2 separate regions of the Homo sapiens genome follow, and region 1 is linked to region 2. Evidence: chromatin contacts called from ENCODE Hi-C or POLR2A ChIA-PET data. All regions are on one chromosome and are shown on one strand. The core of a region is the stretch at or near the end of the contact, and the rest is flanking DNA. Distances in the headings are between cores, read along the strand shown. Region 1 overlaps LINC01081 (long intergenic non-protein coding RNA 1081). Region 2 holds the start of LINC00917 (long intergenic non-protein coding RNA 917).

Region 1 (5,406 bases), core at 2,682-5,181, 93 kb after region 2:
CCCTGCTGACAATGAGGCCCAATGGGTAGCTGAGCCTCTACCCCATCAACAAGGCTGAATGAGGACAAATGAGGCAGAGCTAGCCAGCACTCTGTTTCCCCCACTCCCTAGTATCAGTGAGGGTACAGCAGGGAACTGAGCTTACTACTCAATTTGGAAGCAATGAAGCAGTGTGAGTTGGTGTCAGTGGTACTGAGTTGGGGGTGAATTTCTAGCCCACCCATATGCAGTGAGTTAGTGTGAGTCATCACCACTCCACTTAGAGTGCATAGGTCAATGGAGCCCAGTGGAGCAGTGAACAACCACCCCTACCCTGGATCTACAGGATGCATCTGAACATGGTGACTGCCTGATAAAAAAGAAAATTAAACAGGGTCCTTAGTCTTATGACACAATCCCCCAAAGATCCAGGATCCAAACAAAATCTGCTAATCATCACAAGCACCATGACAATAACAACTTGAAAGAGAAAAGACCACCACCAACACAAAAAATGAGATGATTTGGAATGATATGACAAGGATTATAAACAGCAATCACAAAAATCCTTCAGCAAGTAATCATGACTATACTTGAAAAAAAGAAAGTCTCAACAAAGAAGGGCAAGATATGAAAAAGAATCAAAAGGAAATTATAGAACTGAAAAATACAATAACCAAAATAAAAACACTGGTTGAGTGTAACAGCAGAATAAATATGACAGATGAAATAATGAGTTTGCTTGAAGATAGAACAAAAGAAATTATTCAATTTAAACAACAGAAAGAAAATAGATTTTAAAAAACAACAAACAGAGCTCCAGGGACCTGTGGTATAATATTTTAGAAATCTAATATTTACATTGTCAGAATGTCAGAAAATGAAGAAAAAGCGTGTTGGTCTGAAAAAATGTATAAGAAAGTAGTGGCTGAAAATTTCCCAAATATGGTGAAAGGCATAACCCTAAGAGATTCAAGAAGCTGACTAAAACTCAGAGTAAACCCAGATAAATCTGCACTAAGACACATTGTAAGCAAACTTCTGAAAAGTAAAGACAAGTAAAAAATCTTGAAAGAAGCTAAAGAGAAATAACATTTTACCTGTTGGAGAACATCAATTCAATTGCCTGTGGATTTTTTATCTGAAACCAGAGAGGACAGAAAAGAGTAGCACAATATTTTTCAAGTGATTGAGAGAAAAGAAGTGTCAACCACAAATTTTATATCCAGTAAAAATATCCTTCCAAATTGAAGGGGAAATAGATTCTCAGGTGAAGAAAAACTGAGAGAATCCATCTCTCAACAGGCTCACTCTTAAAAAATGACTTTGGGAAGTTGTCTAAGGAACTTAAGAAGGGAAAGAAGAATGGATAAACGTAGGAGTAAATATAACAGATATTACTTCTCTTCTTGACTTTCTTAAATCTTATTTGATAGTTAAAGCAAAAATCATAGCACTATCTGAGGTGGTATTCAATGTATATACAGGAAGTAGCTAAGACAATTTTATCTTAAAAGTGGGGAGCATAAGGGGACCCAAATGGAAGTAAGTTTTCTAAACTTCACTCAAAGCGGTAAAACCTCAATACTAATAGACTTTAATAAGTTAGTTGATATAGTATCTGAAGCAGCCACTAATAAAAATAAAAAAGTCATAAGCTAAAAAACATTTTTAAGTAAATAAAAATGGAACTCAAAAAATGTTTATGGCAAAAAGAAAGAAACAGGAATTAGAAACAGATATAACAAACAGAAAACAAGAAAATGGCAGACTTAAGCTATATCAATAATTACTTTAAATATTTGAAGTAAAATAATGAAAAAACAAAGATTGGCAGAAGGATTTTTAAAAACCTCACCACCTAACGATATGCTTTTTATAAGAAACTCACTTGCACCAGCCTGACCAACATGGTGAAACCCCATCCCTACTAAAAATACAAAAATTAACTGGGTGTGGTAGCAGGTGCCTGTAATCCCAGCTACTCGGGAGGCTGAGGCAGGAGAATCGCTTGAACTCGGGAGGTGGAGGTTACAGTGAGCCAAGATTGTGCCATTGCACTCCAGCCTGGGCAACAGAGCAAGACTCTGTCTCAAAAAAAAAAAAAAAAAGAAAGAAATCACTTGCAACATAACGACAGAGGTTAACAATAAAAAGATGGGAAAAGATATATCATGCAAATATTAATTTTAAAAAGAAGAGGCTATATTAATATCAGGTAAAGTCAACTTTAGAACAAAGGAAATTACTAAAGACAAATATGTATATCACATAACGATAAGAAGATCAGTCCAGGCTGGGTGTGGTGGCTCATGCCTGTAATCCCAGCACCGGGAGGCTGAGGAGGGAGGAATGCTTTACCAGGGTAGGCAACATGGCAAAACCCCGTTTCTAAAAAAAAAAAAAAAAAAAAAAAAAATTAGCCAGGCATGGTGGCACATGCCTATAGTCCCAGCTACTTGGGTGGCTGAGGTGGAAGGATCTTTTGAGCTCAGGAGGTTGAGACTGCAGTGAATCATGATCGTGCGACTGCACTCGACAGAGCTAGACCCTGTCTAAAAATAAAAAATAAATTTTGTTAAAAATCAGTCCAATAAATTTGATTTCTACCCTTTGCTATCTTTAATACCAAGCAACATAACCACTTTGAGGCTCAGCTTCTCCATCACTAAAATAGACACCATAGAATAGTTAGTAAAATATTATGATGATTAAATACTTAGTACAGGTTAGCACATGGGAAAGGTTCAAAGTGATAGCTGTCATTATCATCATAAGGAGTGTTTATTTCATCCTCACTATTTAAATAATGTACATCAGTCAGGAAAATAGAAACAACACCAGCCTTGTGTTGGGGGACGGGGCTGAGGGGTAAAAGTCGTCATCACATAAAATTTGCTATTTTCTGGCTGGGCGTGGTGGCTCATGCCTGTAATCCAAGCTCCTTGGGAGGCCAAGATGGGCAGATCACCTGAGGTCAGGAGTTTGAGACCAGTCTGGCCAATGTGGTGAAACCCAGTCTCGACTAAAGATAAAAAAATTAGCCAGGCGTGGTGGCACATGCCTGTAATCCCAGCTACTTGGGAGGCTGAGGCAGGAGAATCGCTTGAACCCGGGAGGCGGAGGTTGACATGACCAGAGATTGCTCCATTGCACTCCAGCCTGGGCGACAGAGTGAGACTCCATCTCAAAAAAAAAAAAAAAGAAAAAAAAAAAAAATTTACTATTTTCACCATTTTTAACTACAATTTGGTGGCATTAAGTACATTCACATTATTGTGCACCCATCACCATTATTCATCGCTATAGCTTTTTCATCTTCCCAAACTGAAGCTCGATACTCATTAAACATATCAGTTATTTTAACACAGAGAATTTAATATAAATATGTTTTAAAATCTAGTTATTGGAACACTGAAAAGAGGCAAAAGGGAACTTTAAGATACTGCAGAGGCAAGAATTACAGATGGACTCAGCTAACACCTCCAGGGCTAGGACGACAAAGGGAAGAGGTTGAGGTTAGGAGAATTTGGGAGCTTGGAGGAGGGGTCCTATGGAGGTAAGACCCAGACCCTCGAGGAAACAAAGCTAAGCAGCTGAGGCTGGCGTCTCTGAAGGGTGGGGGTGGAGGGGTGCAGCATGGATGGGGGAAGAGATTCTGGAAAGTGGAACCAGCTGCTTCTGACAAGGTGAAACCCATTGATGCTGGGATGCTGATGGGAGGGGAAGGAGCTCGGCTCTCCTGCCTTCTCCTGCGTTGCCCTCTAGCGCCCCCTATTTGTGTAACCAAACAGGGAGCAGCTGGCAATGGTGAAGTGGGGTTGCCCAGCCCCACTGGAGCATCACTATGCAAAGAACAGAAGGACAGTGTATGAGGGCCCGGGGACTGCCGTAACAAAATACCATGACCTGGGTGACTCACAGCAACAGAAACGTATTCCCCCACATTCTAGAGGCCAGAAGTCCAAAGTCAATGTGTCAGCTCCCTCTGAGTGCTCTAGGGGAGAATCCTTCCTGCCTCTTCCAGCTCCTGGTGGCTCCAGGCTGTCCTTGTCTTGCGGCTGCAGTGCTCCAATCTCTGTCTCCATCCTCTTGTGGCCTGTCCCCTCCCTGTGCATCTCTTCTTCTTTTAAGGACTCCAGTATTCCCCAATACTGAATTGGGGCCCATTCTAATTCCCACTGCAGATGGTTCTGGAGCTGAGAGACAAGAGCTTTATAACCAGCACAGGCATTGTTCTGAAACTCAGGTGATAGGGCCCACATCTACTTACACAAGGCACGCAGGACTTTCAGTGCCTCTGTTTCCCCGTCTGTAAAATAGGGGATTGGATTAGCAAACAAGTGAAGATCAACTATGTGCAAAGGCTCCAGGCCACATGTGCCAAATATGAGAGAGCAAGGCCCAGTTCCTGCTCTCCAGGTGCTTCGGGTGAACAATGGCAGCTCCGAGTGAGCAGTGCAGGTGACCTCAAGGGAAGGGAGCTTGGGGAAGGTCCACGCCATGTGGGCATTGCAGGATGCCTGGGTGAAAACCCCTGTTTGTTTGACCTAGTGGAGGACAAGAGCCACCCAGCTGGGTGTGGATGGATGTGTGGATTTATAGGATCGCCATGCCTTTCCCGAAGCTTTTTGATGGAATTGAGGGATCCCAGACGGGGCACAGAACTCACACGCACAGTGCTTGAAGTGGTTTTCAAAGGACAGGCTGCAGCTTCCATATTCATCTGACTGAGAGTAATGTAAACTGCCTCCCTCACTAGAGCTACAGTTTATTTGTACAGTTTGGGCCATTTCTGTAAACATTTGACCCATTTCGAAATCCAATCCAAAAGGAAAGCAAATGAGGGCTTTTATATTGTGCAATGGAATTCACGATCGACGGCGGTAACATTTTACCTATTGCAATGTATTGAATGCTGCATTCAAGAAGTAAGATAAAGGAATTTTTAAACATCTCAAAACTCAGGGAGAAAAAAAATGCATGTATTCATGAAGAGTAAAGAGGTATGAGACTAAACGTCCCCCACAGGTGGGGGAATGGGGTTCTCTTTACCATCACGGCCCCACGAAGACAGCACAGGGCTCAGTAAATCTTGGATGGATGGGAAACCCCAGCGACAGAGTCAGGAACCTTCATTGGAGTCAGAGTAAGGGGCACCCAGATGAGCAGGTCTCCAGATGAGAAACACAGCTCTGCTTCATTTCAAAACACGGATGAATCCTTTCTAGTTGTGCCTCCTGCTTTTCTTGTCCACTAAATCATGCTGTCACTATGCCAGGGACCTTGTTAAGGAAAAGCAATGCAATTTTCAAATGAAATAAGTAATTGCTACCAACTTATGTTTTTTAAGAAATATATAGATTTTTTATAAAGCGGGACTTGCTACAGCTAATATAGGGAGAGAGAGAAAAGGAGAGGGAGGAA
Region 2 (5,531 bases), core at 714-3,213:
TGTGGGGGTCCCCAAGTGGAAGTGGAAGAGGGAAACTGAGGAAAACAAAATGGTCCTGCTTGAGAGAGGGAACATGGGCTGCTTTCTCCTCCCCCACCAGCTAGTCCAGTGAGCCTCATCTGTTCTCACGCTACTAATAAAGACATACCTGAGAATGGGGAATTTATAAAGAAGGAGGTTTAATGGACTCACAGTTCCACATGGCTGGGGAGGCCTCACACTCATGGCAGAGGACAAAGGAGAGGCAAAGGCAGGTCTTACATGGTGGCAGGCAGGAGAGCTTGTGACAGGGAATTCCCATTTAAAAAACCATCAAATCACGTGAGACTTACTCACTACCATGAGAACAGCATGGGGGAAACCACCTCCATGATTCAATGATCTCCACTTGGCCCTGCCCTTGACATGCTGGGATTATTACAATTCAAGGTGAAATTTGGGTGGGGACACAGCCAAACCGTATCAGAGCCTTTGAGATGTGTCGAGGCTGCCACCCCAGCTGAATTCATCAGCAGGACAGGAAGGGGGCTGGGAAGGGCTGTAACTTTCTTGCTCTGTGATCCAAGCTGAGACAGAAATGTTTGTTGAAAGGGGCTGGGGTCAAACAAGCCTGGGTTCAAATCCTGTCCCACCCTTGCTTGTTCTGTGACCTCGGAAGTCAGTTCCCCTCTCTGAGCTTCCTTTGTCTCATCTGTAAAATGGGGACAAAATATAAAATGTAAAAATACAAACCAGGAAGTTGGAAGTCATACACTTTCTGATTTCAAAAGTTACTAGAAAACTATGACAATCAAAACACTGTGGTCCTGACCTACATACAGACAGATAGACCAATGGGACAGAACACAGAGCCCAGAAAGAAGCCCTTTGACTTATTTGACATTCAAGTGTCTTGAGCCAAGACCCTTCAGTGGGGAAAGGGCAGTCTTTTCAAAAAATGGTATTTGGAAAACCAAATACCACACGCAGAAGAATGAAGTTGAGCCCTTCTCTTACACCAGATACAAAAAATTAACTCAAAAAGGATCAAAGGCATTACCATAATAACTAAATGTAAAAAAACTACAAAACTCTTAGAAGAAAACATAGGGGGAAAGCTTCACAATGTTGGACTCGGCAGTGGCTTCTTGGCCACGACACCCAAGAACAGGCAAGAAAAGGAAAAACAATTAAATCCATGCAAACACGTGTGCACAAATGTCCTCAGAGCGCTATTCCTAACAGCCAAATGCTGAGAGCAACGAAAATGTTCATTGACAGGAGAATGGATAAACAAAACGTGGTCCATCCATACAGTGGAATATTATTCAGCCTTAAAAAGGAAGGAAGTTCTGACACCTGCTATGACATGAGTGAGCCTTGAGGATATGGTGCCGAGTGAAACAAACCACTCATAAAAGGACAAACATTGTATAATTCCACAGACATGACTTGCCTAATGTCAGCAAATTCTCAGAGATAGAAAATAGCAGGTGGCGGAGGGCTGCTCAGGGTTACGGGGATGGGGGTGGTGTTTAACAGGGACCTTCCTGAGCTATTTCCTGATAGCAGCTGGGAGCCTTTTGAACAGCCTGCAGCGGGATTCTGGAACAATCTAAACTGGCCATGGCAGTTCCAGGGGCAGGGCTGACTTTGAACTCCAGCAGGAAGTGCAGTGCGAGGCCAGCTCACCCACTTCAGCGTCTCTTTCCTTTGTGTTGTTTAGACCCCCAAAAACACCCCCAAGTCCTGTCTCCCCTTGTGGAGGAAAGGCTGGTGGGAGGAAAGAAGGCTTGTTGAGTATCTACTGCACACCCGGCCCTGGGGCTACGGCTGGAAGCTGGACAGGCCGGGTCCTTGCCCTCCTGAGACCTGCCTTCTAGTGGGGAGAGAGATAGAGACGGAGGAAACAAAACACAGACCAGAGGATTTCAGAGGGTCTGAGGGCTCCGAGGAGAAGGAACACGATGATGTCATAGAGTCATTGTGGGGGAGGGGCCGGCCAGCCAGGGCAGGCAGGGGCGGCCTCTCTGACGAGAAGGAGGCCACTGGGCTGAGGCCAATGAATGGGAAAGAGCCAGCCATGTGGTGAGCTGGGAGAGGGCATCCCAGGCCGTGCGACCTGCGCTTGCAAAGGCCCTGGGGCCGGACAGTTCTTGGCAGAGTCTGAGGTACAGGATGATCCCTGGATGAGCGCCTGAGTGCACGAAGCATGGGTGGAGAGGGTCAGCTCCCAGCGTGGCTGCAGGAGGGGGTCGTGTAATGAATACTAAGTGCCAGTTCTGCAGGATGGAAACAGTTTTGAAATTGGACGGTGGCGATGGTGGTGCGATAATGCGAATGGACCCAATGCCACTGAAATATTCACTTTAAAAAAGTTAAAATGGCAAGGTTTACATTAACTAGACTTTGCCATAATAAAAGAAAAAGGAAAAAATATAATAACTGTGTGAAGTTGAGATGAAATGATGCAACTAATAATTTAGTTTGGTTAGCAAAGAGTAGGCACTCACATAGTTCAATATAACCATCATTATGACGGTACCCTGTCAGTGCTGGGGGATGCTTTATGAGGGAGGTGGAAGACGAGGAGGAGGCGGAGAGAGAAAGAGAATCAGCTTCTGTTATCCACAGCAGGATGCCTCTGGAGTTGTTTGAAGTAGAAAGGTAGTCCATGTGATCCCGTTTATATTGTAATATTGCTTGAGTAGGTCTTTAAAATTACAAAGTACTAGATAGAGCTAACTCAGCCCAGTCCTAATAATCACGACTCCTTGAGTATCTGTGAGGCTTCTGGTACGTTCTCTACAGTCCCAACATTGGGACCGACTGAACCATGTGTTGCACATTAAATCCAGGGTCCGGGACACCTCCCAGGCCACCTCTGTCATTTCACAAGTGCCAGGCCATCTTCTCAGTGCTTGTGAGCATCCCTTCACACTCAATCCTTCCCACACACCTGCCAAAGGGAAGGAGGCAGGAACCACCTACGGATGCCAAGAAACAGGCGGCATGGTCCTCCCGCCCTCGAGGCTGTTACCACCTGGAACACCCCACCCCAAAAGTAAGACCACCTACCATCTGGGCTTCTGTCTCACACAGGATATAGCCTCTCAGTGGCCAACTGTTTTTAATAAGGGTCTGCCAGTTCTAATGATATTGCACAGACACGGGGAAGGGGAGAGAGGAGACAGGACTTTGTCATGAGCTGTTCATCCCTCCAACAGCAGTGCTGGTGTCACGGCTGATGGGCAAAATTCCTACAGATGCCTTCTCTTAGAAACTCACTTCCCTCTGGAACCAGACGCAGGCTTCTCCAGGAAACAGCTCACTACCTGACACAATCCCCAACCCCCCTCTGTCTTCTTTTCCCTTTTGCTTGGGAGAGCGTTTTGGGCCACTGCCAAGAGAGAGAGACCTTAGGCTGCGCACCGAGTCCAGGCATCTATGTTTACTAAGGAACCAAGAGTCCCTCTCTTGAAAAAGAAAGAGAAGAGAATTTTTTTTTCTTTCCTGTGAAAGCCATTGCTGTGGCTAGGGCCATCAGAAGCGTACTCGCTTTATCTAAAGCCCCCAGAGGGCCTGCATAGCCCACTTTGCTTCTCCATGGCATAAGGGAACTCCTCAGGCACCCTGGGCTTTTCCTCTGGCCTGAAACAAACTCCTGCTGTCCATGCAGATCTGGACTGTCACCCAATCCCCTGTCTGCTGAGACCCCTAATAGGATATCTGGCAGTGAGAGACGGCATCTGATCTTATCAGCTTCTTCTCTGGCAAGCCTGGCTCCACCAAAATAACTTTTATCTGGAAATAAAATAATGCAATTAATGTCCTGACTGTCTGATACCCTCTCGAGTGATCTCAGCTCTGATGATTTCATGGGGGGCCCCCTGTCTGCTAATTGCCCAGAGCATTTATTAAGTCAAAGGCATTTGGTTGGAAAACAAAGCCAGTGAGTGAACAAGGATCTTATGCAATGAAATGAATACACAGCACAGGGTTTTTTTTTTTTTTTCGTTTTCTCTTTCTCTATTTGGATCTAAAATGGCTCCGTTCCCCGCACCCCACCCCTTCCCGGGGCAGGAAAAGTGCATGCCCCTCGCAAGCGTCGTGACTGCATTTACGTCACCTAGGAATTTTCTTTTTCTGGCTTACTCTCTGGCATCACCCGGCCGAGAGGCTCCAGGAAAATCGTAAACCCTGTTGAATGGCACCGCAGTAACGGCCAGTCCCATCGCAACATGCTGTGCTTTTTGTCTTGTAATGTCAAAATGAACTTGGCCGGGAACCTGAAGCCGCCAGCTGTGTGCCAGCTTGGCTTTCCGTGTTTCTGATGGGGGGTGGGCTCCAAAGTGGGGAGGACTGAGCAGGCCCCAGCAAGCTCGCTCCGGGACCTTGGGGGGCTCAAATCAGGCTGCCCGGCATGGGATTGTCTCGACGGCTCCGAGAGCCCATCCAGAACCTTCTTATACTCACGTAGGGCTGGTGCAGCGCACACAGGAAGCCCTGGATCCAGATGAACTCAGTCTGCCTGCCTCTGCCAGGAATAGCTGTGTGACCTTCAGGGAAGCAGTTTGTCTCTCTGGGCTTTAGTTTCCTTGTCTGTAAAATGAGGAGAGACTGGAATGGGTTAGGAGTTTTTAGCTCATCTCATCCTGGGACCTTATTTTCTAAGGAAACCTTCCCAAGATGTGTCCTTTGTAAAATAGAAAACAGTTGAGATCTTCTGCTTGAAGCAGACGGCTGGTACCTCAGTCCCAACTGCTAAGTGCTCCTGGCTTCTTTTCCAGGAAGATTCTGGGGGTCAGACCACCAAATGCTCTCTGAGGGGAATTTCAAGCTTGTGCTTCTGTGTTCTACGATTTGCCAAAACCAGCTTCATTCAATCAGTCAATCTGTATCTATTGATCCACCTATATCAAGCTTGTCCAACCCAAGGCTCTAGGGCCACATGTGGCCAAGGAGAGCTTTGAATGTGGCCCAACAGAAATTCCTAAACTTTCTTAAAACATTATGAAATTTTTTGTCATTTTCTTTTTTTAGCTCATCAGCTATGGTGAGTGTTAGTGTATTTTAGGTATGGCCCAAGACAATTCTTCTCCTTTCCATGTGGCCCAGCCAGAGAAGCCAAAAGAGGACACCCCTGATGTATATCTCCTACCTAGATATCAACTAGGCTTGCCCTTATTTATCGCCAAACTTCAACATGTCTGAGAGTCCCCCAGAGACTTGTTCAAACATGGACTTCCGGGCCCCACCTCTGCAGTTTCTGATTGATTGGGGTCTGGGCTGTGGATTTCTAGCAAACTCCCAGATGAGACCGATGCTGTGGTTCCAGCTCACCCCCTGGGGATCCCCAAATCCTCTTCCATATTTGCTCACAGAGAGGGTTTCTTCACCTTGATTTTAGATATTTGAGCAGAAACTAAAGTGTGAAGGACAAGAACGGTGCTCTCTATTTCCGACATGCACAGAGAGGAATAGTCAGAAGGGATTGTGTCCAGTTTTGAAGGCTCTGTGCTGCCCTTTGGGGCCCAAAAGCATTTGCGTCA

Evidence for each region. Hi-C counts contacts between places; a loop is a spot of excess contacts on that map. ChIA-PET counts read pairs that join two places held with the same protein, here RNA polymerase II (POLR2A). Pooled maps may share reads with other maps.
Region 1: a loop to region 2 is called in a map of IMR-90, with 17 times the contacts of the local background. The contact joins the enhancer-like site here to the promoter of LINC00917 in region 2. A Hi-C loop is called at or near these places in 3 of 168 maps with a recorded cell type or tissue (IMR-90, endothelial cell of hepatic sinusoid and endothelial cell of umbilical vein) and 1 of 50 pooled maps. POLR2A ChIA-PET finds 5 or more read pairs at or near these places in 1 of 52 experiments (AG04449).

What each region holds. Positions count from the first base shown.
Region 1 is chr16:86,251,201-86,256,606 of GRCh38, reverse strand. All of the region lies in intron 3 of LINC01081 (long intergenic non-protein coding RNA 1081), which reads left to right. Among named protein-coding and RNA genes, the nearest start is that of LINC01081, 32 kb to the left of the region's middle. Within about 2 kb of position 3,931, at least 2 of the 41 ENCODE cell types and tissues checked have a DNase peak (open chromatin) inside an H3K27ac peak, as active enhancers do; they include IMR-90, where a contact is called at or near this core.
Region 2 is chr16:86,342,111-86,347,641 of GRCh38, reverse strand. LINC00917 (long intergenic non-protein coding RNA 917) reads left to right here and starts at 1,963. Exons shown (of 7, transcript NR_024406.1): 1 at 1,963-2,150.